2 separate regions of the Homo sapiens genome follow, and region 2 is linked to region 1. A link is a loop called in an ENCODE intact Hi-C map of the cell type or tissue named here. Cell type or tissue: MCF 10A. All regions are shown on one strand. Links, peaks and the distances in the headings refer to the core of each region. The heading gives the core; the rest is flanking DNA. Region 1 has its middle 76 kb from the start of HMG20A. Region 2 overlaps PSTPIP1 (proline-serine-threonine phosphatase interacting protein 1).

Region 1 (14,704 bases), core at 4,122-12,121:
CAGGTAGAGAAATGGTTTATATCCAGATAACTGTGGCTTTACATTCCACTATAGCCGTACTGTCTTAGAGATAACTAATGAGAGTGGCATGAGTTCAAAGCCGTAGCATGGTATGGTGGGTCTGAGAACTGGAATTAGACCTATTCAACAATATTTGTTGAATATCTTTCTTGCGTTAGAAATTGTTCTGGGTCCTAGTCCCCATAGAGCTCTTCCCCTTGCTGGGGAAAAAGAGACTACAAACAAGTAACCTAACAAACTCATCTCAGCTAATTACCTAGATAAGAAGAAATGATATAAGCTAGGATAGAGAAAGGCCTTTCTGAAAAAGTATCTTCTGAAGAAAGACAAAATTGATTTGAAGGAGCCAGCCCGGTGAAGGGCTGAGGGTATACAAAGGCTGAAATCCTGAGGCAGGAATGAACTCTGGAATTTCAAGGCATAGAAAAAGCTGGTGAGGCTGGAGCAGAGTAAACGAGAGGCAGAGTGGCTTTGAAGTTGCAAGGCAGGCAATAGCAAGATCATGTAGATCCTCAGAAGTGTCGTAAAGAGTTTGCAGTTTGTCATAAGTGTAATGTGAAGAGAGTTCTACACAACTGAGTGACAAGATCTGATTTCTGTTTTTAAAGGGTCACTCTAGGCCGGGCGTGGTGGCTCATGCCTGTAATCCCAGCACTTTGAGAGGTGGGAGTGGGCAGACCACTTGAGGCCAGGAGTTGGAGACCAGCCTGGCCAACATGGTGAAACCATGTTTGTATTTTTCTACTAAAAATACAAAACAAAATTAGCTGGACGTGGTGGCGCGCATCTGTAATCCCAGCTACTCAGGAGTCTGAGGCATGAGAATCCCTTGAACCCAGGAGGTGGGGGTTGCAGTGAGCCAAGATTGTGCCACTGCACTCCAGCCTGAGTAACAGAGCAAGACTCTGTCTCAAAAAATAAAAAGTAAAATAAAATAAAGGGTCACTCTGGCTGCTGTATAGAGAATTGTGGGGTGGGCAAGAGAAGAATCAGAGAGACTAGGAGAAGGCTGGCATAGGAACCCAAGTGAGAAATGACAGTGGCTTAGCCTAGAGTGGTGGGAAAAGGCAGATTAATTCAGGATATAGTTTGGGAGTATAATGGACAGGAATTGCTGAGGAGTGGGATGTGGAGAATGAAAGAAAAAGAAGAATGACTCAGTTTTTCCTGGGCACAGTGGCTTACGCGTGTAATCCCAGTACTTTGGGAGGCCAAGGCGGGTAGATTTCTTGAGCCCAGGAGTTCAAGACCAACCTGGGCAACGTGGTGAAACCCCATCTCTATAAGAAAAAGAAGAAGAATGACTCAGTTTTTTTGGCTTGGAAAACTGGGTAATGGAGAGAGGTGCCATGGCCTGAGATTGCAGACTTAAGTATGAAACATCACGGAAGAAAAATCAAGGATTTGTTTTTGACTGGCTAAACTTGAAGTCCCAACAACAGATGAGCCCCTGGGCAAGACACACATCTCCCTGCTATCAGTTAAAAAGTTCCTTTCAGTTCCTAAAAGTCTGTGGTTCCTTGAGATTCTAAGTTCAGGTCAGTGTTTGCTAACATTCCTTCTATCCTCAGCGCATGTGCACACATGTAGATCCAGTTACGTTGTGCGTTGAACTGTGAAATTAAGGAATGGTCTCCTTTTTAATTCTTGACGCTTCTTAGGAAAAGAATTTTTAAAACTTGCATCTGCATTTGTTTAAGATTGACATAAAGCAGCTGAATGTTCTAGGATATAAAAATCATGCCATAACCTGACCATTAGAAAATCCTGGGGCAAGAAATGGAAAGCGTCTGCTTAAAAGAGACTGGTCAAAAATATATTTGGCATCATTCAAAGAAGGGTAATGTGAGAAGACATCACTGATACAGTCAGAAGGTTTAAAGACTCAGCAAATGGGCTCCTGTGAGGGGTGCTTTTGCTATCTTCAAGGATAGAAGTCAACTGAAGGCAGCTGGGTCCAGGCACTGGAATGTAAGACAACAACCTATTTTTCTTGGGGCCGGTGGATTTTTGAAGTAGACTTATGTTATATTTATCAAAAGAATTTCTTGGTTTAAAGGACAAACTAATATAGTAATTATGGATTTTATTCATCCCTCAGAAGAATGAGTATTTTAGATACATTCATTTTTTCAAGCATTTCCAAGTACTCACTATGTGTTTTGGGTGTAAAGTTGAGGAAGTCCCTCTCCACTGGAAGCCCACAATGTAACAAAAAATAGATACAAAAGCTAACTACAATAGGGTCTGATAAATGATCAAACGGCTGTGAGCGCAGTATTCTGGAAAACACAAAGGAAAAATTCAGTGGTTTTGCTTGGGGGAAGGCAAAAGAGCTTTACCAGGATAACATTTTGAGCTGGGCCTTAGAAAAAGAGTAGTTCCTTAAGATAAGCTAGAAATAGACCTAGAGATAGAAGTACATTTTTGGTGTACTCAAGTAATTCAGCGTGACTGGAACACAGGTTATATCCAGGGCACTGACCAAAAAGAAAGATAGTGAGGTGTTCTGAAAATGGATTGTAAATGGGCCTTGAATGTCAAGCCAAGGGTTTTAGCTTTTGTTTTGCAGGCAGAGGGAAGGCCTCAAGGCTGTTTTTGCAAGGCAGTGACATAAGGAAAACTACACCACAGCCTCTCAACCATTTTTCTGCCACGAGCTGCTTTGGCAATCTGGTAAAGTCTATGGACCCTTCTAGGAATGTTTTCTAAGTGCATAAAATACAAATAAAATTACAAAGGAAATCCACTATATTAAAATATAGCTAACAAAATATTAACAATGTGTTATGTAGGAATACCTGTGCTTCTTGATAAAGCATTAAATAACATGATCTAGTTCTAATAATGACCATAATTTTAAAGTAGTAGTGACCATAAATAATATTTCAACATCTGCAATGTCTATAATATAGTATGAAAATATCTGTGATCTTGTTGGTGGCAAAGTCACAGGTCCTGCCAATACTACTGGGGCTTGTTGCCAATGTTTATAATCAAAAGAAATGCAAATTTTCAATTAGAGGTTTGTGAAAATCAAAATGTAATTTCCCCCCATCCATTATTGTGGTCCTTAGCATAAATACTCTTGAATTCAAGGCAGTATGGAGATAGACTGGTTAGGAGACTGTTAAAATAGCCAGGATGGAAGGTAAGAAGAGCATGCAGTCGGGGGCTGGGTATGGTGGCTCACACCTTTTGGGAGGCTGAGGCAGGAGGATTGCATGAGCTCACAAGTTCAAGACCAGACTGGGAAACATGGTGAGATCTCATCTCTATAAAAAAAAAATTTTTAATTAGCCAGGCATGATGGGGCTCCAAGATACTTGGGGGGCTGAGGTGGGAGGATTGCTGGAGCCCGGGAAGTCGTGGCTGCAGTGAGCCATGTTCATACCATTGCACTCCAGCTTGGGTGACAGAGCAAGACTCTGTCTCCAAGGAAAATAAATAAATAAAGAAGAGGAAGAAGAAGAGCATGCAGTGGGGATGGAGTAAAGGAGCAGAGGAGATTAGAGACATTTGGGAGTTTGACTTGGTTCCTCCCAAAGCTCAGTGAGGAATTCTTCAAGGAGGAATTTTGGGTAACTGTGGTCTGGTGGGGCGGGTTCACCAGGAAGGCAGTGTAAATACCCTTTAGGCAGCTCTCCATATGCAGTCTACTTTCATTACTTGGTTCAACTAATATGCATTACCCTCTGGAGCAGGCAATAGGAATATAGCAAAACAGGTAACAATTCTTGCTTTCATGGAGCCTAGTATCTAGTGGAAGAAACGTGATTAAACAAACTTAAGTAGATGTGATGTTGCCATGTGGTATCAAATGCAGGAAAAGAGTAGTAGTAGCGTGTGTCAGCATATTGGCAGGGAGTGGGCAACTTTTTTCGATGGTGGGGTCAAGGAAGGCCCCTTCAAGGAAGTGACACTTAAAATGAAAAACCAGTAGGACTTAGGGAGAGTCAGGAAAAGAGCACAAAAACCAGCTTTCATTGGGGATTTAGAGGAGCTGAAAGAAAACCAGGGACCTGGAGCAGGGAAATGTAGGGGAAAAACAGCAAGAGATAGGAGAGAGGCCATGTGCGGTCTTATCACCAGCCCAAGGATCTGGGATAGTCTCCTCAGTGCAGGGGGAAGTCACTGAAGGTTTCAGAAAGGGAAGTGACATCATCTAGTTTGTGGTTTTAAAAACTTATTCTGACTACTCTGTGAAGCATTGAAATAGGGAGCTAAATTGTGGCTGTGGCTATAATCCCTCCAGAGGTGGTGGTATTATGGACTAAGGGTGTAGCAGTGAAGAATGATGTGGGGAAGAGGATGGAATACAGCCATTTTGGTGGTGGAAGGAACAAGATGAGTGACGGATGAGAGGGAGGCAGGAGGGAGAGAGCACCTACAGTGATCTTGTGCTTCACATGGATGGTCCAGATACCAGTTACAGAGACAACGACTAGAAGAGGAGCAGACTGGGGCAGGGGAATGGCTGGAAATCAGACAGCCTTGTGGGAATGTTTATTTGAGATGCAAGTGTTAAGTCAGCAGATGTAGGTGTTAAGTAAGCATTTATATTGACAATTCTAGAGCTTAAAAGGCGGGCCTGGACTTGGAATGACTTTTACCAAAGACTTCCAAGGAGACTTTTTTTATTAGAACTTTTCTCCCAGATCCTGGCACTGCTCTGAAGGCAGATAGTCAAACCCTACCAACTGCAGCCACCCCTGGCTAAAGATTTCACTGTTTTATTCTTTGCCCTAATGTTAACTTTTTTTGTTGTTGTTGAGACAGGGTCTTCTTTTGTTGCCCAGGCTGGTATGCAGTGGTGTGATCATAGCTCACTAGAGCCTTGAACTCCTGGGCTCAAGAGATCTTCCCACCTCAGTCTCCCAAGTAGTTAGGACTACAGATGTGCACTACCATGCCTGGCTAATTTTTCCATGTTTTATAGAGATGGGGGTCTCACTATGTTGTCCAGTCTGGTCTCAAACTCCTAGGCTCAAGCAATCCACCTACCTCAACTTCCCAAAGTGCTGGGATTACAGGCATGAGTCACCATACCCGGCCCCTACTGCTAACTTTCACTATTCTTTCATCCTGCCCTTGACATCAGAACAACATCTGGACCCAAGTGAGACTTTTCCATTGGCTTAAATCAGTCAGTACCTGTAAAGATGTTCAGAATATTTAAACTTACATGAGTCTGCCACATGAGATTTCTGCAGGGGGAGCTTTGCAGCCGTAAAGAGGATGCTAAACATAGTGGCTTATAATGAAATAATATGTTTATCTTGGCTGGTTTTATAGCAGATGTGATTGGGATATTTACTGGTTGTTTCTTAGAACTAGATGAAAGCAATAGTTCAGACCAAATGAATTACAGCAACAAAACATGCTAACAACATAAAAAAAGATATAGATTATGGAAAATTATAAATTGTGATCATGCAGAGAGGTCTCACTCTAGCCTGAACACTGGTGACCCACAACTAAATGGGGCCAAGATTAATCATGCCTCAATCTTACACATAAGCCAAGGGATCTTTTCTAAAGATCATGCCTATTAAAGCAGCAAAGACTTTTCTGCAAGATATATCATAATGAGCTCCAGACATTTAATGAGAGACAAGTGCTACGGTTGAAAGTGGTGACCTTCAGCATCGAATCTGAAAATGAAGTAGGCCTGCTTGCTCTGCAAAATGAGGCCCCAATCCAGTCTGCTTAGGTGAAGAGAAGTCTCACATTTGTAGATGGTCTGTTGCAGGCAAACCTTAAATCTTCTGGGAAAGGGGGAAAGGCTTTTGTTTGTTTTTATTTTTCTAATTAGGTAAGGATTGTACATGCAAGGAGCAAGCAGCTGACTCCAGGCTGCAGGCCCAGTAGCTTCCAAAGGCAGTAAAGCCAGCAGGCGTGGTGGCTCACGCCTGAAATCCCAGCACTTTGGGAGGCTGAGGCGGGTGGATCACTTGAGGTCAGGCGTTCGAGACCAGCCTGGCCAATATAGTGAAATCCTGTCTCTACTAAAAATACAAAAATTTGCTGGGTGTGGTGGCACATGCCTTGTAGTCCCAGCTACTCGGGAGGCTGAGGCAAGAGAATCGCTTGAACCCAGAAAGCAGAGGTTGTAGTGAGCTGAGATTGTGCCATTGCACTCCAGCCTGGGCATCACAGCAAGACTCCATCTCAAAAAAATAAAGAACAACAACAAAAAAAGGCAGTAAAGTGGAAAACGGCATCAAGGAAGAAACCAGCCTAAGGAGTTAGATAGAGTGTCCCAAAAGCCTCTGGAAGAATATGCAGCACTCCAAGGCCAGGAGACCTCAGCTTCCATCTCTGTTGTAATGGCTGCCTCAAATGAGGACAATTGCCTGGCCAAAAAATAGCAGCATGAAAGAGAAGTGTCATCCCCCCTTATTCCTAGTTTTTCATCCCCTAGAAGCCCCTCATCCAAGGACTTGTGTAAAGTTGTGTCCGCCCCTACTTTGATCTGCAGTAGGAAATGCTGGGATGCATGTCCTGACCCTCCTTCCCCCACTGCAGCCCTCACGAATGGTAGGTGGCTGTCCTGCAGACAGGATGCTGCCTCACGTCCTGAACCTCGCCACAAATTCCTGCCCCACTGGCTGCTTCTGGCTTCCTCTTGCAATCCCAGGAGACAAAGGACTGTGAGGGAGGAAGGGAGCCGAGCATGGTCTCCCAGGCAGAAACCCTTTGGAAGATGCCGGAGCCTCAGCCTGCTTGCCCGGGTCTGCCTTTCTGGGTGGGAGGAGGGGCGGCCTCCCTACTCTTCCCAAATGTCCCTGTCTTAAACCCATGCAGCACAAAACAAGCCAGTTCATTGTGTTCTTGGATATAAATATTGATTCTAGGTGATGTTAACATTCTGTTCATAAAAGAATGTAACATATTTCTCCCACACCATATTAGACTGATGTGTTGTTTGGCCAAGGGAAGTACCGATTGCTGGCTTCTGCGAGAAAATGTGGACATTTAAATGCATGCAGCTTTCAGAAGTCTAGGAAGCAGCCTCAGAACAGCAACCAGGCCCCTGGGTTGGCTTCAGCTCTGCCCTCCTCCATCCAGTTTCTCCTTTTCCATCTCCATTGTTTGCACATACCTTTGGTATTTCTGATCACTTGTAATTTAAGAAAATGCTTTCTTGGAATTATATCTTCTTTCTCAAGGACCTGTTAATGTGGGACATTTGCTTTCTTCAGGAGGGCCCGGAAGGTCAGGACCAAACATTTTTAGTTTTCTTCCCCAGGGGAAAAGATCTGGGAGGTCCTGTCCTCCCGTTTACTTTTTCCCCCTCTCTGCATGTCGGAGGGAAGGGCAAAGTCTTCAGACCAGAGGTGGTCCCGCCAAGCGCTCCACCGAGGCCTGACCAAGCCCAAGACTCAGATGTGTTGGCCGCCTTGGCAAGGCAAATTCCCCACATTCCACAAGTGCTCTTGAGGGAGAAATAGAAGTAATGAGAAAGTGGAATTCTTGATGTGTATGCGTGCTCACTCGGGTGCCAATTCATCCGACACAGACAGATCCCTGGCCTTATTTCGCAAGAGAGTGATAGAGCCCATTTCCAGATGTGCGGGAGGACGGCCCGGGACCCAGTGCTGGCAGGAGAGCTGGCGCCCTCTGCTGTCCCGGCTAGGAAACACTGCAATGGTGGGAAAGAACCTGGGGTTCCTGAAAGCCGGCAGCTCTGTTACAATCCATAGCCGACCCTCGCAAGTGTGGAAGGGGCCTGCAGCTCCTTGCTGTTCAAATGATGAACCTGCAAGGGGCTGGATTCCCTCCTTCTAGCTGGCTCTCTTTGTGTTTCGTGGCTCTAAATGAGCCAGAAATCATGAGGATTTACAATAAAACCCCAGCCTCCCACAGCATCTGCTGGTCCCGTTCCCGAGAAGGTGAGGAAGAGTGGCACTGTCTCTGGCCTGTGAACCTGGCCAGCAGGCCTAGGCAAGGCGAGACAATGAGGGCAGCTTGCCCAAGAGGAGGCCTCCTGCTGATTAGCAGCCCTCGGGCCATACCCTTGCCTGAGAATGCAGCTTCTGGAGGCCTGGCTGGCTCCAAAGCTTCCAGCCGAGTGGAAGCTGCAACTGCTCCCACTCAGGCATACTGGCATCTCTAAGGGGCCTCAGAGCTGGCACAGCCAAGAGACTGGCTCAGCTTACAAGCTTAGACAGAGCTGCCACCCCCCTCTGCCCTGCTGCCTGCCAAGACAGCAGCACAGCAGTGGGTCTGGGGCCAGGGCCAGGCTTGCTGCTGCAGGAGAAAGAAAGAGATATTAATAGAGAGAGAGAGAGAGAGAGAGAGAGAGTGTGTGTGTGTGTGTGTGTGTGTGTGTTGGTGAAACGTAGGGTGGAGATATTAGGGGGATGCAAGGGGGATGGCTGGTGAACTATACTTGGACAGCCTTTCAGTTCTGCAAAAAGGCACAAAACAATCAGTTTTTGTTTTCTGGAAGATTTTTAATTTTTTTTTTTTTTTTTGTAAACCAATCTCTTCCCTGCTGGGAGAAGAAAAACCCAACCCGCCAAGCAACCCCCTAAAAACAATGCCCTTCTCTCTCTGGGACCAATTTTCAGGCTGCACAGCAGTCCTGACAAGGTCAACAAGCTGGAGCTGTAAGTGGAAGATCTTTATCTAGGTGGGAAATAGGAAAATCATTTGACTGATAAAAGGAAATACAATAAATAGCATCTAAATTCCTGGCTGCATCCCCCAGGCCCCTCCTCTGCTGGAGAAAGTGCGTGGGCCAGGGATACATGTGCTGCTCCAGCATGTTTAAAAATAGCATGCAGCACACAGCCCTTTCTTACCTTCCAGAAAGACTTCATTACCGGATCCTCAGCCCTGAGCCTGCAGAGCTGCTGCCGGCACTTTCTTCTCCCTGCGCTGGATTTTTCTCTTTGGAAGCATTAAGGGAGTGCATGTGATACATTTTACTCACGGGCCAGCTCTTGCTCAGCTAGTTTCAATCTAGGCACGTCTAGAGCTCACGTTGAAAGTCCATTGTATTTAATGGGGTGTTAACTCTGTTTATTCTCTGGGGCCTGTGCAGTAATTTTACACTCTGCAAAACTAGCAACTTGAACCAGAAATGATATTCCTCTTTCCCCATGCCCACCCCAGTGGGCTGCAGTCCCCAGGCACCTCTGGCCCTGCTTCCCAGGGTTCCTGTAGCTCAGGTAGCCGAAGAAGTTCTGCATGCCGTGGGAGATGGGAACTCTGGGGTTCACATCCGGTTCTGCCGCTTGTTAGCACTGGTGCAGCCTGAAGCAGGTCTCCTCAGCTCCTGGAGACATTTTTCACATCTGTGAAATGAAGATTTTAATCTGCCCCATGTATCTCAAAAGGCATACAACAATCTCATAGTGGAAAAACATTTTCCTGGGTTCTACAAAGACACCGTCCTATTATTCCCAACTGGGCCACTTCAGCATCACCTCGGAAGCCACTTAACCCCTTCGGATCTCCATCTCTCCACTAAAACCTTGGGGATTTGAATAGGACTATAAAATCCACTAATCAGTCTGAATCTTCACCATGCTGTTGTGATTTTTTTATAAGTCCATTATTCCTTCCACCTTTATTGGCTGGCATTCTACTCTTGGGAAGACTTTCTTGTCTCCCCACTTACTTATTCTCAGGGCCTGGCCCTAGAAGGTGCTGAAGACTTCATATAGGACTGGATGACCCCTTCTAGCTCTCAATCTCCAAGTCTCCAGGAAAATAAATGAAGCACATACTATTCTAATACATTCTACCATTCTGTGGGAACTGTGCCTTCCGTTATTCCCACCTGATCTAAAATCCCGACACTTAGGATGCTCAAACATCATCTGGACCTTGGCATTCCTCCTCCAGTGCCAGGCCTTCCCTCCTGCATAAAACAGCTCAGAGCTGAGTCGCCCTTGCTGGAGTTCCTGATCTCTCTTTCCAGCTCCCTCAGGGCTTCTCCATCTGGCATCCTGCAGAATCCTCAACTCAATTTGTCCAAAATTAAATATGTATTCTTCCCAAACCCACATTTTCTCTAATACCTGTCAGCTCAGTTAAAAACTCCACTGCTCTCTGAAGCTGGAGAGCCTGGAATCCTACACGCCTCTCCCCAGCTCTTTACCCTGCTCCCAGCCCTCCACATCTCATTCACAGAATGCTCCCCCCCACACACACACACAGAGCCCTGGAATCCCCCTAACAGCTGGCCCTTCTCAACACCTCCAGGACAGGCCTTTGTGGGGGTCTTCAGCTTTCAGCTCTCCTGGGGCTCTCCTAATAGCCCATTGTTTTGTTTTTCCTCTTTTTTGCTATTAACTAGTTCTATAATAGCCTTCTAACTAGACTTAGTATAGCCAGTCTCATTTGTCCCCCTCTTAACTCCCCTCCACCAGTTCGTCCTGCACACCACTACAAAAGCAACTTTTCTAAAATGCAAGATTAGTCTTGCAAATATCTTTTTCTTTTCTTTTTTTTTTTTTGAGACAGGGTCTCACTCTGTCGCCCAGCCTGGAGTGCAGCAGCACGATCCTGGCTCACTGCAACCTCCGCCTCCCAGGTTCAAGGGATTCTCCTGCCTCAGCCCTCCCTAATAGCTGGGACTACAGGGGCACACCACCATGCCCAGCTAATTTTTGTATTTTTAGTAGAGACAGGGTTTCACCATGTTGGCCACGCTGGTCTTGAACTCCTGACCTCAAATGATCCACCCGCCTCGGCCTCCCAAAGTGCTGGGATTACAAGCGTGAGCCACTGCGCCCAGCCATATCACTCTATTTTAAATGAGATCATAGTTGTGGTAGTTGCTTTTGTTTTTAAGCCTTACAAAAATTCTATACGATAAGAATTATTAGCATGAAACTAAGATGAAACTAAGACTTAGCTAGGTTAAAGGACCTAAAGCCACATAGCTATTACACCTTGCAGAACCAGAATTTGAACTCAGGTCTGCTTTGTACTGCAAAACCCATGTTCGAAAGTATTTAAGGTACCTGGCACAGAGCAGGTGGACCAATGTTATATTCTTTATATTCCCCCTTTTCTATAAACTTCAGTCTCTTCAGCAGGGTGCAAGGGCCTATCCCATAGTGGGTGGCGTATGTCTCCAAATGCATCTCCTGTTACTGTGTGGCCCATTATCACCACTACCCATTAGGCAACATCAGACCACTCGCTGTTCCCCAAACCCTCCCTGTTCTTTTTTTTTTTTTTGAGACAAAGTCCAGCTCTTGTGCTCTTGTCTCCCAGGCTGGAGTGCAATGACACGATCTTGGCTCACTGCAACCTCCGCCTCCCGAGTTCAAGCGGTTCTCCTGCCTCAGCCTCCCAAGTAGCTGGGATTACAGGTGCCTACCACCATGACCGGCTAATTTTTATATTTTTAGTAGAGACAGGGTTTCACCATGTTGGCCAGGCTGGTCTTGAACTCCTGACCTCAGGGGATCCACCTGCCTTGGCCTCCCAAAGTGCTGGGATTACAGGCATGAGCCACCGCGCCTGGCCCTCCCTGTTCTTTTTTAAACTTTCTTTTTGAAATCCTCTTTCCTACTGCTTGGCAAGGCTTTTCTTACCTTGTCCTTCCTGCTCTGCAAGCCCAGATCAGATAGCACCCATTCTGTGATGCTTTTCCTGATCCCCAAACTCAGAATTCACGGCTCCAGCATCCCTCTTGCCAGCACCACTTGTTACGTATGCCTATTCTGATACTGATCATATTGGTGTGTGGCTATTCAGTCCTGTCTCTTCTCATCTTTGTATCTCCAAACCTGGCACTGTGCCTGGGACAAAGTAAGCACTCAGTAGTAAGTCTGTTGAGTTTAGTTCAGTCCTGCATCCTTCCCTATGACTAATGCTTCATTTCATCTGTCTTGCAAAGGTTAGAATGTCTCTGAAGACTTGTTTGCATCACCTCCACTCTCTCTGATTTCCACACCCACCACCCCATTGAAGTTGCTCCTGGCAACTTCTTGAGAGATCTCCTCATTACCAGAACACTCTCTTGTCCTCAGCCTCCAAAAGTTGCAGCAGCACTGGGCATGATTTCCTCCCTTCTTTTAAGTGACTCCTCTCCCTCGGCTTCTGCCATCACAGTCTCCTGCTTTCTTTTGCCTCTCAGGCTCTCTTGGGACTCCATCTGAGCCCTGGAAGTAGAGAACCTCAGAGCTCCGACCTGGGTTGCATTCTCTTCCCTCTACATTCCTTCCTGAAGAGACTTGTCTATTCCCATCATTTAAAGCAGGACCACTATCTTCAGCTCTCAGCTCTAGATTCAGATATGTGACAGCTATTTGACATCTCACTTAGATCATCCTTAGGTACTTTGGGCTTGAAAGCCTAACAATTGACTCCCAGGTGTACCCCCAGACCCTTCCTCCTTCAGTCTTTCTCTGTTCACTAAAAGGCAACATAACGAAGGATCCCCTTCTTGGGATGTTGGGAGCCACTCTCTAGGAGGGAAGGTGCCTTAGAAGAGGGGGCAAATCTGGGGATATCTGAATATCATGCATTCCTACCTCTGACTTAACCTTGGAGAAACACCAGATGCCTTAACCATGTATTCAATGCCTGGCATGATCTGGCCCCAGCATCCCTTTCCAGGCCCAGCTTTCATCTCGCCCCTAGATCAGAAATGGGTGAAGTATGGTCCATGAGCCAAATCTGGCCCATATGTTTCTCTACCGCCTGTAGGCAAAGAATAATTTTTTATATTTTTAAGTAGTTGAAAAAAATCAAAAGAAGAATATTTGGTGACACATGAAAATTACATAAAATTCAAATATCAGTGTCTATAAATAAAGTTGTATGAAATACGGCCATGCTGGTTTATTTACTTATTATCTGTCTCTGCTTTCTAGCTACAAAGGCAGAGCTGAGTCGTTGGAACAGACTTATAACCTACAAAGCCTAAAATATTTACTATCTGGCCTTATACTGAAAAAATTTGCCAAGCCCTGCTCTAAGCCAGTCCCTTGTTCCCTAAACACACCTTGCAAACTTCTAGTTTGGCACACACTGATCTCTGCTCCTCTCTATCTAAATCCTACCTCTCTTTACCCCTTGCCAATCCAGCATCTTCTAGAATCTTCCTTGTCTCCTCCATTCAGTGGTTTCTCGTCCTTCTCCAAATCCCTCTGCTAACACGTAAAGTTGGTGGACTTACCACCCAAGGCCTTAGATGACTATTAGTTTCTGGTGTATGTCACATGTCCTGTCCAGATTGGGAGCCACATGACGACAGAGATGGTATCTGTTCATCTTGTATAGCAGGGCCCAGCACAATGCTTAGCAATATCATAAGTGCTTAGAAAGTAGGTGTTAAAGGCCAGGTTCAATGGCTTATACCTGTAATCCCAGCACTTCGAGAGGCCAAGGCAAGAGGATCACTTGAGGCCAGGAGTTTGAGACCAGCATGGGCAACATAGTGAGACCCTGTCTCTACAAAAAATAAAAAAAAATTAGCCAGGCGTGATGGCATGCCCCTGGAGTCCCAGCTACTCAGGAAGCTGAGGTGGGAGGATCATTTGAGCCCAGGAGTTCAAGGTTGCAGTGAGCTAGGATCCCACTGGACTCCAGGCTAGGCAACAGAGTGAAGCCCTGTCGCAAAAACAAAAGCAAAACGAACAACAAAAAAATCAGTGTTGATGTACTCCTTTCTGAGTGGTTTCATCTTTCCTGACAATCCCCTATTTAACTCTGAAAAACAGCCATCTACTTATTTGCTTAGGTATTCTTTTTTAAGGAAGATGCAACTTCTATCCAGCCTCCCTCCAGTTCATCCCCATGAAGTGCTGAAGACAAAGCATAGATAGATAAGTTGCAAGAACAACTTTACACAACTGCTAGAGCTTATGGGGAGAGGGGGCAGTGAGATGGAACTGGGCTGGACTCCAGTCCCAGCTCAGTCACTGATAGCAAAATCTGGTATCAAAACCATCAGTTTTGCTATTTCACCTGTCCTTCCTCAGTTTCATCATCTGTAAAATTGTTGACTGAAAGTTGAATGTCTGCTCAATCAAAGGAGTCCCTCAAATCCTTTCCAGCTCCAAAACCTGAGGATCCTGTTTTTCCTGTAAGCCCTCAGGGTGGTGAAAATTCCCAAGCTTACCTCCTGAAAGAGGCAAGCTTGTCAACCCTAGCTGACCCCACTTGAGCCCTCTCCTCAGGAGATGCTCTCTGATGCTTATTCCTTATGTAAGCAGTGCAGCCACCCTAGGGGAGAGGCATTATATTCCCACTTGGCAGACCCAGAAAATGAGACCCAAAGAGGAGAAGTGATTTGCCCGAGCAGGAGAGCATGTCACACGATTCTAGGGGTGCTGCTCACACCCTGGTCAGTGGTGCTCCCTCGGATCGTAATACACCAGCGATTCTCCAACTTGGGTCTTTAAATCACCAGAGGATCTCGTTAAAACAGATTTTGATTCAGTCACTCTGGGGTAGGGCCCAAGAGTCTGTATTTCTAACAAGCTCGCCTGTGATATGTATGCTCCCGGTCTCTGGATCCCACTTTGAATAGCGAGGTAGTGCACAACCTGTACAGCTGCACATGGCAGCTGTACACACAGCTCAAAAGCAGCACAGCGGGGACTTAAATTTAGGTCTTTGGACTCAAAGTCCAGTGTCCTCTATGCTGAGCCAGAATTTTGCAAAAAGCACCTCTACTCTGGGCATATGAGTGCCTGGGGATCTGGAG
Region 2 (14,704 bases), core at 4,600-12,599, 470 kb before region 1:
CAGGGCTGGGAGGCATCGTGAGCAGCCCCTGGAGAGTCAGGCACTTCCTCGGAACATCCCAGTCCTTGTGACAGTAGCTCACTCGGCCACAGCCCCTGCCAGCAGCCCAAAGCTCTGAGCGGGGGACTGGGCGGGATCCTGGAGCCTGCAGCCTCTGGGGACTTGAGCACGGCGGTCACAGCCTGCAGGGCCTCTCGCTGCTTTCTGACTCCTCCCGAATGGCCAGCGTAGGTTCGGTTTGCTTCTCTTTCCACTCTGGGGGCCTCCATAAGGACAGGAGAAGGGTTCCCTTGGCGTCAGGGCTGGGTGTGGGGCTGGGCTCCAGGTGGCCTCTCCAGAGGTATCAGGAAGGAATGACAGGTCCCCTGAGAGTCCGGATTCTTGTCCTGACTCTGCAGCGTCAAGCAAGCCATTTCCTTCTCTGGCCTCAGTTTCCTGAGGAGTGAGGGAAGCCGCACAAGGTGGTTCCCAGTTCTCAGGGCGGGGGGGTCTGTGGCATTCTGACATGAATGCTGGTGTCCCTCCGGGCAGGTGCAGGAGGCTGAGGCCCCAGATTTGTTTTTCTTCCCAGCCGCCAGGAGCTCTGACCTGAGGGTCTGGAGTGAGGGCAGAGGCTGAGGGGTGGGAAGGGGAGGGCTGCTGGCTGCAAGCAGCTGCCCACCAAAACCACAGAAATGGAAGCCTGGTCCAAGCTAACCCAGTGATGTCAACCTGGACATGGGGGTGGGCGCCTGCCTCTGAGGCTGGGGGGACAGCTTCTGGCCTTCCAGGCTAGACACGCTGCTTGTTGCTCTGTGGACAGCTGAGCCTGGACCAGGCCCTCCTCAGGAATTTCTAGGGATGCTTATGGAGGGGGTAGGAGCTTGGGGTCCTAAGTGTCCTACAGGCCAGGAGAGTCCACCTGCTGAGGGTGGGCTGGAGTTTGTGGGGAGGGGGGGCACTGTTGGGGCAATTTATGCCATTGCTACCCCTACTTCAGATTCTTCTTAGACCTTGGAGAATACCTTCTCCTTCCAGCACCTGACTCAAATGCCTCTTCCTGCAGAGAGCTCTCCTGGATTTCGACTCCATCCCTGTTCCCCTCACACCCCTAAGGTGGCATTTGAGGGGAGACATGGGTCAGGGGAAGGAGTACCAGGCTTTACCTGAGTCATGTGTGTGCGACCCTGGAGTGTGCGTGACCTTGGAGACTGTAATGTGTGTGGTCAGGGGAGCTGGGACTTCTTCCTCCAGTCTCTGAGGCTTTAGGGGTCCTCAGGGATAGAAAGGAAGACAGACTAGGTGCGGAATGTCAGGCCTGCCTTGGTGCAGTTGGTGACAAAAATCCTGTCTCCCCAGCACCTCTCAAGCTCCCCTGGAGTAAGCCTGCGTGCAGTGCCTGGGAGAGCTCAGGGGGTTGTGGCGGGGATCCTGGCCCCGGGACCCACTCCCCAAGCCTGGGAATGTCCTGGGAGACCTCTGTTCCTTCATAGTCCTTAAAGACTACCTCCCTCCCCCAACTTCTCACACCCAGCTTCCCACACCAGCAGCTCAGACACACACCTGGAATCCACTGCACAGTGAGAAAGGAGAATTGGGTTGGCCAGGAACAACAGCCAGGGCAAGCAGGGCAAGTGCCAGGCAGCAGAGGGTAGCTGTCCCTGGAGAGTTCTCTGAGGCTCCCCACCCCACCCCAGTCCAGAGGTGAATGTAGGGTGTGCTTGCGCATGCTCTGACCTGGACTGAAGTCACCCTCCATGCCCACCTCCCTGGATCTCCGTGAGGGGGGGTTTCCTGAGCCCACAGAGAGCCCAGCGCAGCATCTGGCACATGGCTGGTGCCCAAGAAACCGCAATTGCTGTGATGGTCATGGAGACTGCACAGTGCTGAGGTGAAGGGCAGGGACCCCAGCCAGACAGCCTGGGGTTCAAGGCCAGGCCAGCCACTTTCCAGCTGGGCCGCTCTGGATACGATCACATGTCACCCTCCTACACCTCGGTTTCCCCACTTAGCTGAGATAGGGATATTGGAAGGGTGGCACTGTGAGTGAGTGAATTTCAGGCCTGGCTGTCATCAGGGGGACTTAAGGGTGGCTCTTCCCATCTGCTATCTCATGCTGATGTGTGTCCTGTCCTGTGAGCTCTCCAGATGCCAGGCCCGGCACCCCCGGCCCTGTCAGCTGGGTGGGGCTCACTTATGTACCTGTCACCTCTGCAGATGTGAGGGGACCTCCTGTGTGCCTGTGTAAAGCCAGGTCTGGAGTCCCAAGAGCTTGCCCTGAGCAGGGGAGATGGAGGCAGGAGGGAGGCTGTTCCCAGAGATGGTGGGAGGGTCCCCACAGGGCTGTGCTCAGTGTCGCCTGGTCGTGGCCCTCATGTGTCCTTCTGTCCTGTGTCACAGTGCAGGGACTTCACAGCCCACACGGGCTACGAGGTGCTGCTGCAGCGGCTTCTGGATGGCAGGAAGATGTGCAAAGACATGGAGGAGCTACTGAGGCAGAGGTGAGCTGCTGGGCAGGCCATGGGGAGCGCAGGCAGGAAGCAGGTGGCTTCCGCTCGGCTCCTGGGACAGTGGACGAGGCCCCCATCCCAGCCAAACTCTGTCAGAACACGCCCTGCTTTAAAAAACTCTTCTGTGTTCCCTCAAACCTGGGCCTCCCCCAGAGGTGGCAAGTCACTGATGATCTTTCAAATGCCCTTTTTTTTGCAGGGCCCAGGCGGAGGAGCGGTACGGGAAGGAGCTGGTGCAGATCGCACGGAAGGCAGGTGGCCAGACGGAGATCAAGTAAGATCTCCCGGGCCCTGGGGCTCACTCCTCTCCTCTGCTGGCAGTTTCTGGGCCTTTAGATGAGGTTTAGGTCTTCCTGGCATGGGGGAGGCTGGGCAGAACCAGGGTAGGTCTGGATTGCTCCTTGGTGCCTGGTTATTGGGCATTCAGGGTGAGGCCAGGTTCTGTGAGGGAGGAAGCCCGAGGGTCTGAGTTCTGGAAAGGGTCTGGGCAGGGGAGACAGGAGGCCATCCATCCTCAGTCATTTGCAGCGCAGTCTGCACCAGCCTGGGTGGCCTCCACTGAAGTCCTGAGGGGCAGGTGACAGGCGTCTCCACTGGTGGCTCAAGTCCCCTGCAGCACTGGCTCAGCATGGGCTTCAAGGATGGAGATGTAGCCAGAGACAGGGGTCCAGGAGGGGACACACCTGGGTTCCGGTGTCAGCTCCTCACCCCCCAGCTGTCTGACCATGGGCTGGCTGCTGACACACTCTGTGGCTCCGTTTCCTCATCAGTGATGGGAAAGTAACGCAGCCCTCCTCAAAGGAAGAAGTGGGCCCATGGGCTTAGCTGAGGCCTGGTTAGAGGGCAGGCCGTCAGGGAAGTGGCTCTGATGAAGCGGGAGTCTCCAGCCCCACAGGTCTCTGCACGCAGACTGCTGGGGTGGGAGGCCAGGTGAGGAGATGAAGGTGAGTTCAGGACACAGCCACCCTAACAGTGGAGTGGAGGGGCTGCTCTGGGAAGGCCCAGACTGTCCCCCTGGGTGAGGACAGAGCCAGGCCAAGGGGCAGACAGACCACCGGCCTCCAACTTCTTGAAAGGGCTCTGCAGAGTCCTCCTGCCGAGGGGCCCTGAGCCTGACCCTGCAGCTGCTGTGGAACCCCTTCCCTTCCTGCCTTCTCCCCCGAGAGAGGAACTGAATGTGCCATACTCTGAAGGTCCCCCAAAGACACCAGGCACCCTGGCGGCTCCTGCTTCCAACCAGGAGCCAGAGATCACAGGAAGGCTTAGATGTGGCATGAGCCGTGTGTGAGGCCAGAAAGTTGCACACAGCCCTGGGAGGACGGAGGGCTCTGAGGAGCCCTTGGAGCTCTGGTCCCGGCTCGGCCAATCTGAGCTGTGGGACTGTGGGCCAGTCGCCTAGCCTCTCCAAGTTTGTTTCTCACCTCCCACTCCAGCGAGCTGCCGTGCAAATCAACAAGAACATGGTCTGAGGGCCTCCCAAGGGAAGGGCTGAGGGCCGGGTGCAGGCTGGGCACAGAGGAGGGCTCAGGACATGGTGAGGAGTGAATGGACGTATGCAGGGAGGTGTTTTCTGCAGGAAGCAGTGCCCAGAGCTCTCAGCCAGGGGAGGAGCAGCTGTGGGGGCCTGGCAGCATGACCAGGGGAGCCCCTCCTGGTCTCCTGGCCTCCCAGCCTCCAGGCCAGCTGGAAGAGAACTTTCCCAGAAAGAGAGGGTACCTCATGGGGAGAACTCAGAGACTCAGGAGAGGTGGAGAGGGTGGCCCCAGCAGGGCACAATGGGAGCCAGGCTGGAGTGGGTCTGTGTGATGCAGGCTCAGGGGATTGTGAGTCACAGGGGATTTACAGCAGGGAAAGAGAAGCTACCCACAGAAAATACAATGGGGGTGGGGAGCAGGGTGGGCCTCAGGAAGCAGGAGGTACGCAACATCTTGCTCCATTTGTAGAACTAGGAAGGGGCCAGGTGGAGGCTCTGGGCGGCCCTGATTGCGCCATGGTTATTCAAGGCCAGGTGGGGCAGGGTCTGCCCTGACTTATCCTTTGTGTGGCCCTGGATGGTCCTCCCTGTCTCTGAGTCCAGGGTCTGTACCTATGGAAGGGGATGGTCACTTGGAGAGGTGTTCTGGGCAGTCACAAGGACAAGCAGAGAGTGCCAAGCCACAGGGGTTCACTGCACACAGTGGGGCTCCATAGTGTTGCTCTTGACCCATGTGGCATGAAGTACTGTTGATGAGGCCATGCAGCTGTTCCTTTCGGTGTAGGCCAAGCATCCATCCTCCATCCATTTAGTCACCATTTAATTGAGGACCTACTATGTGCCATGCCCTGGATGGGTCAGGAGGATTCACTAATTTAAAATAAAATAAAGGGCTTTGCCATTCCTTAGCCAGAGTCCAGCACAGTGAGGGTGACTTCCTTCTCCTTCCTAGTCCTTTGCATTAGGGCCCATTTATGCGCCACCTCCTCCAGGAAGCCCTCCCAGACACCTTGCCTTGCCTTACTGTCAGAGTCTTGGCTTAGACCCAATTACCCCTCCCCATGCCAACCTGAAGGGCTTTTGGTGGGGAAGTGTGAGCAGTGGCCGTGGACCTGTTTCCTCATCTTAGACTCCTGTGGGGGGGGGGGGTGTGTGTGTTGGCCCTCAGGAAAGGTGACCCGGCTCTTCAACATCGGGGCTGGTGGCCCACCCTCCAGGGCCCATCCCTGAGTAGGGGAAGCCCCTGGCCTCCCTGAGGCCCACAGCTGCCCCCCAGGTCTATGGGATGCTCATTCCCTGCCCCTTGCAGAACGGGCAGGGGACTGGGGGATGGGAAGGCTAGGAACAGGGTGCAGAACGAGGACAAAAGCCAGGTGGTTAAGTGACCCTATAAATAGCCTAGTGAGCCCTGAGGGCAGAACTGCTGCCTGAAGGTACTGCATTTCTGCAGTCCCCTGACCTCAAACCAGCCGGGAGCCACCCTCAGGCCTGGAGGCTCGGGCCACTGAAATTAACAGGAGGTTACATCTTAAGTGATTTTTGACATGTACCTCCTTCACATGTTAACTCAGCAAACATCCGTGGGGCAGTGGCAATGGAGGATGGACAAGTAAGACCCAGTCCCCAAACTCCAGGGATCCCCACCAGCGCTTTCAGTGCATTTTAAAGACAGCATTAGGGCCAGGCGCCGTGCCTCACGCCTATAATCCCATCACTTTGGGAGGCTGACCTGAGGTCAGGAGTTCGAGACCAGCCTGGCCAACATGGTGAAACCCCGTCTCTATCAACAATATAAAAATTAGTTGGGCATGGTGACGCGAGCCTGCAGTCCCAGCTACTCAGGAGGCTGAAGCAGGAGAATCACTTGAACCTGGGAGACGGAGGTTGCAGTGAGCCCAGATTGCACCACTGCACTCCAGCCTGGGCTGCAGAGCGAGACTCCATCTTAAAAAAAAAGATAGTGTTAGTATTTGCAGGGGGCTTACCAACATTGCTGACATCACATGTCCAGCCCTGCAGAGACTTTGCCTGACTCTCCTTTCCAGCCTCTGGGCCTTTGCTCCTGCTGTTGCCCTGTTGCTCCCCTGCCCAGTCCCACCCATCCCTCAAGGCCTGCCTGAAATGTCACCTCCCTCAGAAAGCTGTCACCTCCACTCCCCTATTGCTCATCCTGCGTCAGGTAAGGTGCTGGGGGTGCTGCATGCCCCCAGAAGCTGCACAGGGCAGGGGTTTGGGAAACAAAGGAAAACCAAGGCAAGGCCAGCTTCCTGTAGCCCCTCTGTGGTTACCAGTGGGCAGGTACAGCCCCCAAGGGGTGCAAGTTTGAATCCTCACGTCCCTGCCTCACCCCCAGTTGTCACAAACCAAAAATGCTGTGGTTTTCCTGTCAGAGAGATTTTTAAAATTTTTTTCATGGTCTCTCTTCCTCTGAACTCAGAGAGAATGACGACATTGCTGAGGATATTGGCGGGAGAGAGCCAGGCCCTGTTCCTGTCAGATGTCCCCTGACGCTGGCTCATCGTGGGCACAGCCTCAGCACAGGGAGCCGAGAGGGCTACTCCTGTCAGCTGGTGGGCAGGCAGCAGGGACACAGTGGGGTCAGAGCAGGAAACACACTGGAAATCTGGACTGTATTTGAGCACAGAATTTCAGACTGAGCTTCCTGAGAGCCGAGTCAAAAAGGGCAATGGGATGAGTTACACATGAAGGCACTGGTGACAGATGGCAGTAGGCAGAGGCCTGTGCAGGACCCTGTCTTCAACATGCGATGGAGACACAGTAGAGGTGCTCAGGGAGATCTTGACAGTTTCCCTGCACAGACGGTGGGAGGAAGCAGGAATTTCATGGGGCAGAGAATGACTTTATGTGGCCCCCAGATCCTCCCCAAGATCAGAGCTCAAGGCTGTTCACTTTGGGGGTTCTGGGGCAAAGCTGGGCTCCTCCTCTCATCCACAGAGCTGAGGCTGCCTCCTTGAAATTTCATCTGGGGCCAAGAAAGGGAGGAGTGTTCTGGGCCTTGTTGTGTGAGCTGAACTAGGGTGGCCTGATGGTTCCAGCAACGGGGACAGGGGACCTGGGGCAGGAAGGCCTGCAGCCCAGGGGACAGGAAGAGGGGCCTGGAGGGGCCAAAGCCTGCCTGCCCAGGTACCCCAGACAGAGGTAGCACCAGTATCTATGCAGTACCCAAGGCCTAGCCAGGTCATGGGGACAAATGGGAGTTCAAGGTGAGCACAGACCATCACTGTCAAGACTGTCCCAGGGGTGGGACAGAGGCTGAATGTCCACCTGGCAGTGCTGTACGTTCAGGCAGGCTCCCAGCTTTCAGGTGGGGGCTGGGAAAAGGGCCAGCAGCTCCCAGAACCTGCGATTCCTTACAGCACCCCTCAGCCTGAGACCATGAACCGGGGTGGCCCACAGGTGGGTTTGGGGTTGAGAAAATTTAGATTATGAGCCTGGGGACAATGAGGAGGAGAGCCAGGCATTGCCCCTGTCCTCAAGGGCTCATGGTTCAGCTGCGTGACAGACATCCGCTGGGCCAGCCCAAAGTGACATCAGTGCTCAGAAAGGACAAAAGAGGATGCCAGGCAAAGATGCAGCAATGGAGATGGGCACGTGCAAAGGCCCTGAGGCAAGATGGAGCCTGGCACCTGGAAGCAACGGGCGGAGGGGCAGAGAGCAGGGCTGACAGGTGGGAGGTGGAGGTGGTGCGGCAGGGGCTGCAGCGGTGGTGGCAGCTAGCGTAGGACAGTCACGAGATTTAGGAGATAAAATAGAAGGTGGCGGCAAGGAAGGGAGAGGACAGAGCCTGGTGTGACTCCTGGGTTTCTGGTGTGTATAGCTGGTGGACAGTGGTGTCTTTGCCAAGAGGGGAGCCCTGGAAGAGGAGAGGTTTGCAGGGCAGGTGCTGAGTCCGGTTTTGGACACGCTGAATTTGAGGTATCTGTCAGATATGAGACCCAAAAGGTGAGGGCGGGGAAGTGGATGTGCAGGCCCTGAGCTCTGGGAGGGGTCTGGGTATGCTGTGGTCATGAAGGAGGCGGGGCTGGAGGGTGGTGTGCGTAAGGGCTGGGTTGGGGGTGCGGGGACCACGCTGTGCCTGGAGGCCTCTAACTGAATGAGTGGGACTGAGCTGAGGGGTGAACTGACAGGAAGCAGAGGGATTGGAGGTGCCACTGCTGGTGAGGAGTCAGAGAAGAGTCCTGAGCCCCACAAGGGAAGGTGGGGTCACCACACAGCCACCCCTCTCCTTCTTCCTCTCCCTGGTTCCGCCTCTTACCGCAGGGTGGCCACGGGCGCAGCTCCTTCACTCCTCTGACCCTTGGCTTCTCATCTGTGAAATGGGATAATAAAGGCACCTGTGCTGGCAGAGTTGTGAGCAGTTCTGACGTCTGGATGGGCATCAGCAGCGCTTGGGGCCGGGCCCCACCCCGAAGCCTCAGCCTCAGGAGGTCGGGGAGGAGCCTGAGAATCTGTATTTCTAACAGGCTCCGCGGATGCTGATGCCGCTGGTCTGTGGACCTCACTTTGGGATCCACGAGTTTAGGGCGAGGGGCCTGGCCCCCACCGATCTCCCCCAGGCCTGGATCCCCAGGCTCCTGCCAGGCTACTGCTCCTCCTTGGCCTCTGCTTCCCCAGGTGTCTACTGAGAGGAGAAGCCCCCTGAGAAGCCTGCCTGGTGCGCTGCCCCCTCCACCCAGGGCTGTCCGGTGGGCGTCATGAGGCCATATGGCCGCCAGGGGGCAGCCGAGCTGCTCCACAGAGAGGCTGCAGGGAGAGCCAGATAAAATACTGGATGCCCAGGTGAACGTGAATTTCAGATAAACAACAAATACTTTAAAAATAAAAGTCCGTTTTAAATACTACAAGGGGCATACTATACTCAAAAAGTGCTCGTTCATCTGAGATTCACATTGCACTGGGTGTCCTGTTTTTATGTGTTCATTCTGGCAGCCCCCGCCCATCATTCCCTGCCTCCTATGCGCAGTGCTGGGCCCTTCCCTCCCTCCCTCCCTCCCTCCCTCCCTGGCAGACAGTGCCCACCTCTCAACTCCTGCGCCCTGCCCTGCTAGCCTCTCCCACGGCCATCCAACCTCCTCCAAACATCCCCCGGGCCACCTGCTGAGAGCCCATCTGAACACTGTCCCCTCCCCTGTAGCCTCACCCTGGGGCCATTTGGTACCTGCCGAGGAGAGAGGGCTGTGAATGTGGGAGAGGAGTTCAGGGGAGGGAGGGAGGGTCCTGAAGACAATCCCCTCTTCTCTAAGAATGCAGCTAGGAGCACAGATGGTGGGGGCCTTCGGTACCTCCTCCTTCTGCCACATTGCAGAGGGTTGATTGCTTTAATTTGCAGAGAGCTTTGTCTTCCAGAAATCAGTCTGGGGCCCCAGTGGATGGTCACCATCTGGCTAAAGGGTCCCTTGGTTCTAGAGTGACCCAGGGTCTTCCCACCAAAATAAAAGTCCTCCCCACTGCCCACCCCGCCGGGAGGCAGCCTGGACTGTAGGTTCCCGCTGTGCTCTCCTCCTCCTGACCTGGACCCATCTGTTTTGCAGCTCCCTGAGGGCCTCCTTTGACTCCTTGAAGCAGCGTAAGTCCCCTACCCTGGGGCAATGGGATCTTTTGGGACTGCGAGGCTGGTGGAGGGTTTGGGGGGACAGAAGATGAGGTGTTGGGGCTGGGGCTGGGCTGGCCCACACGGGTGAGTTGTGGGTGGCTGAGGCCCATCAGATCTGACACTGGGGACCAGTATCCATGCTCTGCCCCCAGAAATGGAGAATGTGGGCAGCTCACACATCCAGCTGGCCCTGACCCTGCGTGAGGAGCTGCGGAGTCTCGAGGAGTTTCGTGAGAGGCAGAAGGAGCAGAGGAAGAAGGTGAGGCAGGTGCAGGGGGCGGGGGAGCTGCTCCCCCATTGCCAGCCTCTCAGTTGCTGTGGGGGTAGGGGGCTGACCTTCCTGGTAGAGCCAGTGGAGGGCGGCAGGGGTGGTGGTGGGACAGCACTCCAGGCTTTGGGGCTTGAGGGTGATCTGAAGTGGGTAGGGAGGGCAGAGGCCTGGCCGCTGGCACTAAGGCCAACTCTTAGTCCCAGAGCCCCATGGAAGGTCCTTCCTGTCGAGCTGCCTCACGCCTAGGAGGATCCTACTACAGCAGACTCTAGAGGGTCTGTGGCAACTTGGCAGTGTCCAGAGGAGGCAGTCTGAGTTGTGGGGGTCACTGGAAACTGGTCTTGAGTCCAAGGATCAGGGCTGATTGTCCTGGAAAAAGGCAGACTTGCAGCCAGTCACCCCACAGGACTGCCCAAGGCTGAGGGGTCAGACACAGACTGGGGTGGGAGAGTTGTATGGCATTGCTTAGCATCCAAAGGTACTTCTCACCCATATGTAGGGCATGGCTGTCCCGAGACAGAGTGACTGCATGGAAGTGAAGTCCCCATCATGGGAGGTGTGTAAGCAGAGGCTGGCAGATGCTTGTCAGGGAGGCTGCAGGGCTGAAGTTGGATATAGGTTCCCTGGAGGGCAGGCAGGACGCAGACTGGCCTGGAGGCTGGGCTTGGGCCTGTGAGGATGGGGGCTGAGCCTCTCAGGGCCTTAGTGATGAGGGTGGTGCCCTGCACAGGGTGGCAGGGCAGCACACAGATCCGCTTCTTGCCTGGGGAGGAAGGATCGTTGTGAAGTGGCCAAAGAATTGAAAATGAAAAGTCACAACTGAGCCTTGAAGGGGAAGAAGCTGTACCTGAGGCTGGGGCCAGGCTAGGCCTGGGTGTCCTGGCCATACCACTTCCCATCTCTGTGCCTCAGTTTCCCTCTCACAGGATGGGACACATATGTCTACCTCCCAAGTGCTGGGAGCTCAGCCCAAGCCATGCGCCCCTCAGTCTCCACAGACAGGGCTCCAGCTCTGGTTAGCAGCTCTGCTGGCAGAAATGTAGCGTGGCTGCCCGTGCCACCTGCCCATCTGCCAGCTGGGCTTTCAGGATTCTAAATGTGGGGTTCTGAGCAGACAGGGGGTCCCCAGAAGCCAGCCCAGGCTTGAGGTGCCGGAGCAGGCACCCTCTCTGAGCTGGGACGTGCCCGCAGAGCCTGCAGAGAACCTGCCAGGAAGGAGGGACCCCGGCCCTGCTATTTTGGGCCCTCCTGTGGCCAGAGGAGCTGCACTGGCTGCAAAGGCTGTTTTGGACAGAGCATTCTTTCTCCAAGTGGCCAGGGCCCCGCAGGCAGAGCGCTGTGTTGTAGTGTGTGCCATGTGTGTCTGAGCCTGTGTGTGTATGTGCGTGTGCCACAGAGCAAGGACATGTGCTTACAGGATGGTGCACACGTGCCTACGCTCCCCTGCATATGCCTGTGAGCATGTGTCCTTGTCCAGCCCTGTGCACTTGGGTGTTTTGTGCTGTGTGTGTGTGAGTGCCTGTGCCTCGCTGGTCTCCCAGCTGGCACAGAACCCCTCCCCTGAGACCCCAGGCACAAACTGGCTCAGTTCTCCTCCTACCTCATAACCCAGTCGCTGTCCTGGCTGTTTTGCCTTCTCTATCAGAACAGGAAGCCTGGGAGGTGAGGGGAGGCTTTGGCCCCAGACCTCGGCACAGGGGCCCAGTGGCCACTGTGCCTGCATGTGGCCTGTGGTTGTGTGTGGGTGACTGTGGGAGTGTGTACTTGTGAGTGGCATCTGTGGGTGTGCACAGGAATGCCTGTGATCATGCGTGTGGGCAGCTAGGGATGGGGCCTGTGTGCCTCCGAGTTAATGTGGAACTCTGCATGTATGTGTGTGCCAGAGTGTACACACACGTGTGAGCGACTGTGATGCCTGCAGAGGCTCAGGGATGCAGGATGAACGACTGTGTGCGCACGTGTGTTGGGGTGGGAACTCCCCAGCTGGAGACGAAGCTCTGGCCAAGGTCTGCAGCAAGGACCTCACGGCACACCCATGCCCTGTGATTCTCTGTGGCCTTCCATTGTGAGGGTCACTGTGAAGCAGCAGGCTCTGGGGGAGGGAGGGCAGCCTGTCACCCTCTCTCCAGAGCCAGGAGAGGTGCTGCGCCTCATCCCAGGGACACTCCGTCCTCTTGGCCTAGGGGAGCCTCCCGAGGCCGCGGCCCTCGGCTCAGAACCTCGTGTCCCCTGCAGTATGAGGCCGTCATGGACCGGGTCCAGAAGAGCAAGCTGTCGCTCTACAAGAAGGCCATGGAGGTGAGCGCCAGGGCCTGGGGCCGCGGCCTTCCCTCGAGGAGCAGCGCAGGTCTCAGGGTGCGATCCTGGGCTGTGGCCCCGGGCAGGGCATTTGGAACAGGCTGACCTCAGCCTTGGTCCTCGGACCTCGGCCTTGGGCGCACCAGCCTGCGGGGCGCTTGGGCCCGTGCTGGGCGCTATGGCCCCGTGGGGATGGTCCCGGGCCCTTCCCTTGTGGGGCTCGTGAATGAAGGGCAGATGAAGTCAGCTGGGGACTCCAGGGGTGGAGGGAGGAGGGACCCCTGAGCTTGATCCTGCGAGACGCTGGACAGGAAGGGAGAGGGGCTCCTAAGAGGGCGCGGCGTGGCGAGGGGCGTGGCGAGGGGCGTGCCCTCGCCGAAGAGCACAGCCCAGGAGGCGGGGCCCGGGGCAGGCCGCGCTGTCCTCAGTGGGGAGGGCCTGAGAGCAGGACTACCAGCAGCCCCCACGCCTTCTCTATCTCCTTCCGGACCCCCAGATCCCTGTCCCTGGTGAGGATGCCCCCACTCCACCCGCAACCCTCGCCAGGGAAAAAGGGAGGCTGGGCTAAGGGAGCCTCACTCCCGGGGACCACAGAACAGGGCTGTGCAGCCCCCAAGTCACGCCCCTCCACACCCCCAGTCCAAGAAGACATACGAGCAGAAGTGCCGGGACGCGGACGACGCGGAGCAGGCCTTCGAGCGCATTAGCGCCAACGGCCACCAGAAGCAGGTGGAGAAGGTGCGCTGGGCTGCTGGGCCGTGTGGGTCGCCCAGGGCTGGGGGCAGTGGGGGAGGCAAGGAAGGGGTGCCGTAGACACCCCCAGGCAAGATCTGCATCTGGGGATGCTGCTTAGCCCTCTCTGACCCCCAATCTCCCCATCTGTGAAATGGGTTTCCTGGAGAGAACCTCAGGCCATGGACAGGCAGGTCAGCTGGATCCCCTTTGCCACCGTCAGGCGGCACTCAGGGACCCATTCCTCGGTGCAGGCCCACTGAGGCCCACAGGGTGATGAGAGCAGACGCCAACCCTCACACAACCTTGGAGAAGGGCTCAGTAGGCCCATGTCACAGAGAGGAAACTGAGGCTCACAGTAAGTGACTTGTCTAAGGTCTCAGAGCCAGGAAGCAGCAGAAAAGGGACCCCCAACTCAGGTGGTCTAGAGCCCATGCTCCTGATGCTGTGGCCCCTAGGCCAGAGTGGGGGTATCAGAGCTCCCAGAGCCCAGGAAACACATCACTCATTGCACAGACAGGAAGGCTGAGGCCCAGAGAGGGAAGTGGCCTGAGGGTGAGCTGGGGGCAGTCAGTCAGGGGCCAGAGCCCAAGTCCCAGCCAGGGGGCTCAGCAGTAGTTGCACCTCTCCTGTGGGTTGTGGTCTCACTCTTCACAGGCATCCTCCTGGGCTCGGTTCCTGTCTTCGTTCTCTTTCCATGGAGCTAGCCTGTGGTCCTCTGTGGGCGGAGGTTGCTTGTGGATGATGGCATCTGCCCATAGTTGGCTCCTGAATGTTCCCCCCAGGGTGGCCGGGGAAGCTTGACAGTCACTTCAGGTCTGCTGGGGTGGGCCCTGGCTCCTGGGGCAGGGGCTTAGCGCTGCTTCCCCTCTGTTTCCTCAGAGTCAGAACAAAGCCAGGCAGTGCAAGGACTCGGCCACCGAGGCAGGTATGTGGGCCTGGCTGCCCCGTCCGACCAGGGCGGAGGCCTGGGCGGTACTCCCCACACACACCTCCTCACCCTGGGGACACACACACTCCCCCTGGCTGCACAATCATGGGCGCGGCGCTCTCATTCCAGATATGTGCCGTCAAAGTAAACGCTGTGTTCCCCCATTCGCCAGCCCTTCTTGGCGCTTCATGTGTTCAGTCCTCACAGCTGCCCTCCGAGGTGGCTGCTGTTACTGTTCCCTTTCTTAACAGATGAGGAAACAGAGGCACTAAAAGGTCCAGTACTTGCCCCAGGTTACAGCTGCATTTGAACCCAGGCCATCGGGCTTCAGAGCCCAGGACTTGTGCACATAGCCTTCTCTGGGCCTCTGTCCTTCACTTGATGCCCGAATCCTACCAACACTCTTGTCCCTGCTGGTGCCCCACCCACCAGACACAGCACCCACCCTCCTCCCTTCCCCTGGGAAGGCCTCTCCCTTCTGCTCTGCCTTTACTGGGACTCAGCTACTCCCTCGGCTGGGGGACAGGTGACCTCCAGAGATCTGGGCACAGAAGTTGTGACCCAAGCCTGTGGGACTCCACCCCTCCTCCAGCGCCCTCTCAGCTGCCTTCTCTGAACCTCAGTTTCCCCTCTGGAAAGTGAGGTGGGGCGCCCAGAGATGCCCAGAGGCCAATACTCTGGACTTGCATATATGAGGCTCCACTCCAGCCCTCAGGCAGCTCAGAGCACAGTTGGGGAGCAGCAGCAGCACCAGCGTGGGTGGCCCTGACGGGCATTCAGATGAGGCCCCGCCATCTGCTAGGGCAGGTCCCATGGGGGAGGCGGGGCTCCCAGTGGGAGGAGGCATCCAGGATGGGACCTGCTGGAGTACAGGGGTGGAGGAGCTCGTGTCAGG

The links. Hi-C counts contacts between places; a loop is a spot of excess contacts. Peaks named below come from ENCODE experiments on the same cell type or tissue, not always from the same donor. Only the 100,000 strongest peaks of a DNase experiment are listed, where the experiment ranks them.
Region 2: it touches region 1 in a loop (21-fold over the local background); 15 of 110 quality-filtered maps call a loop at or near these places.

The regions. Positions count from the first base shown.
Region 1 is chr15:77,489,355-77,504,058 of GRCh38, forward strand. It overlaps a transcript of HMG20A not described here. Among named protein-coding and RNA genes, the nearest start is that of HMG20A, 76 kb to the left of the region's middle. RefSeq lists enhancers at 6,256-7,056, 7,493-7,787, 7,859-8,658. In MCF 10A, for the core only: a CTCF peak has its summit at 7,638 (motif pointing left); DNase peaks (open chromatin) are centred at 7,577, 8,067 and 11,847.
Region 2 is chr15:77,015,769-77,030,472 of GRCh38, forward strand. It overlaps PSTPIP1 (proline-serine-threonine phosphatase interacting protein 1), which reads left to right. Exons shown (of 15, transcript NM_003978.5): 2 at 2,380-2,480; 3 at 2,689-2,763; 4 at 9,516-9,550; 5 at 9,730-9,836; 6 at 12,084-12,146; 7 at 12,786-12,884; 8 at 13,761-13,806. Among named protein-coding and RNA genes, the nearest start is that of PSTPIP1, 28 kb to the left of the region's middle. RefSeq lists enhancers at 3,331-3,903, 4,093-4,222, 6,349-6,398. In MCF 10A, for the core only: a CTCF peak has its summit at 8,697 (motif pointing right); no DNase peak of the experiment used is centred there.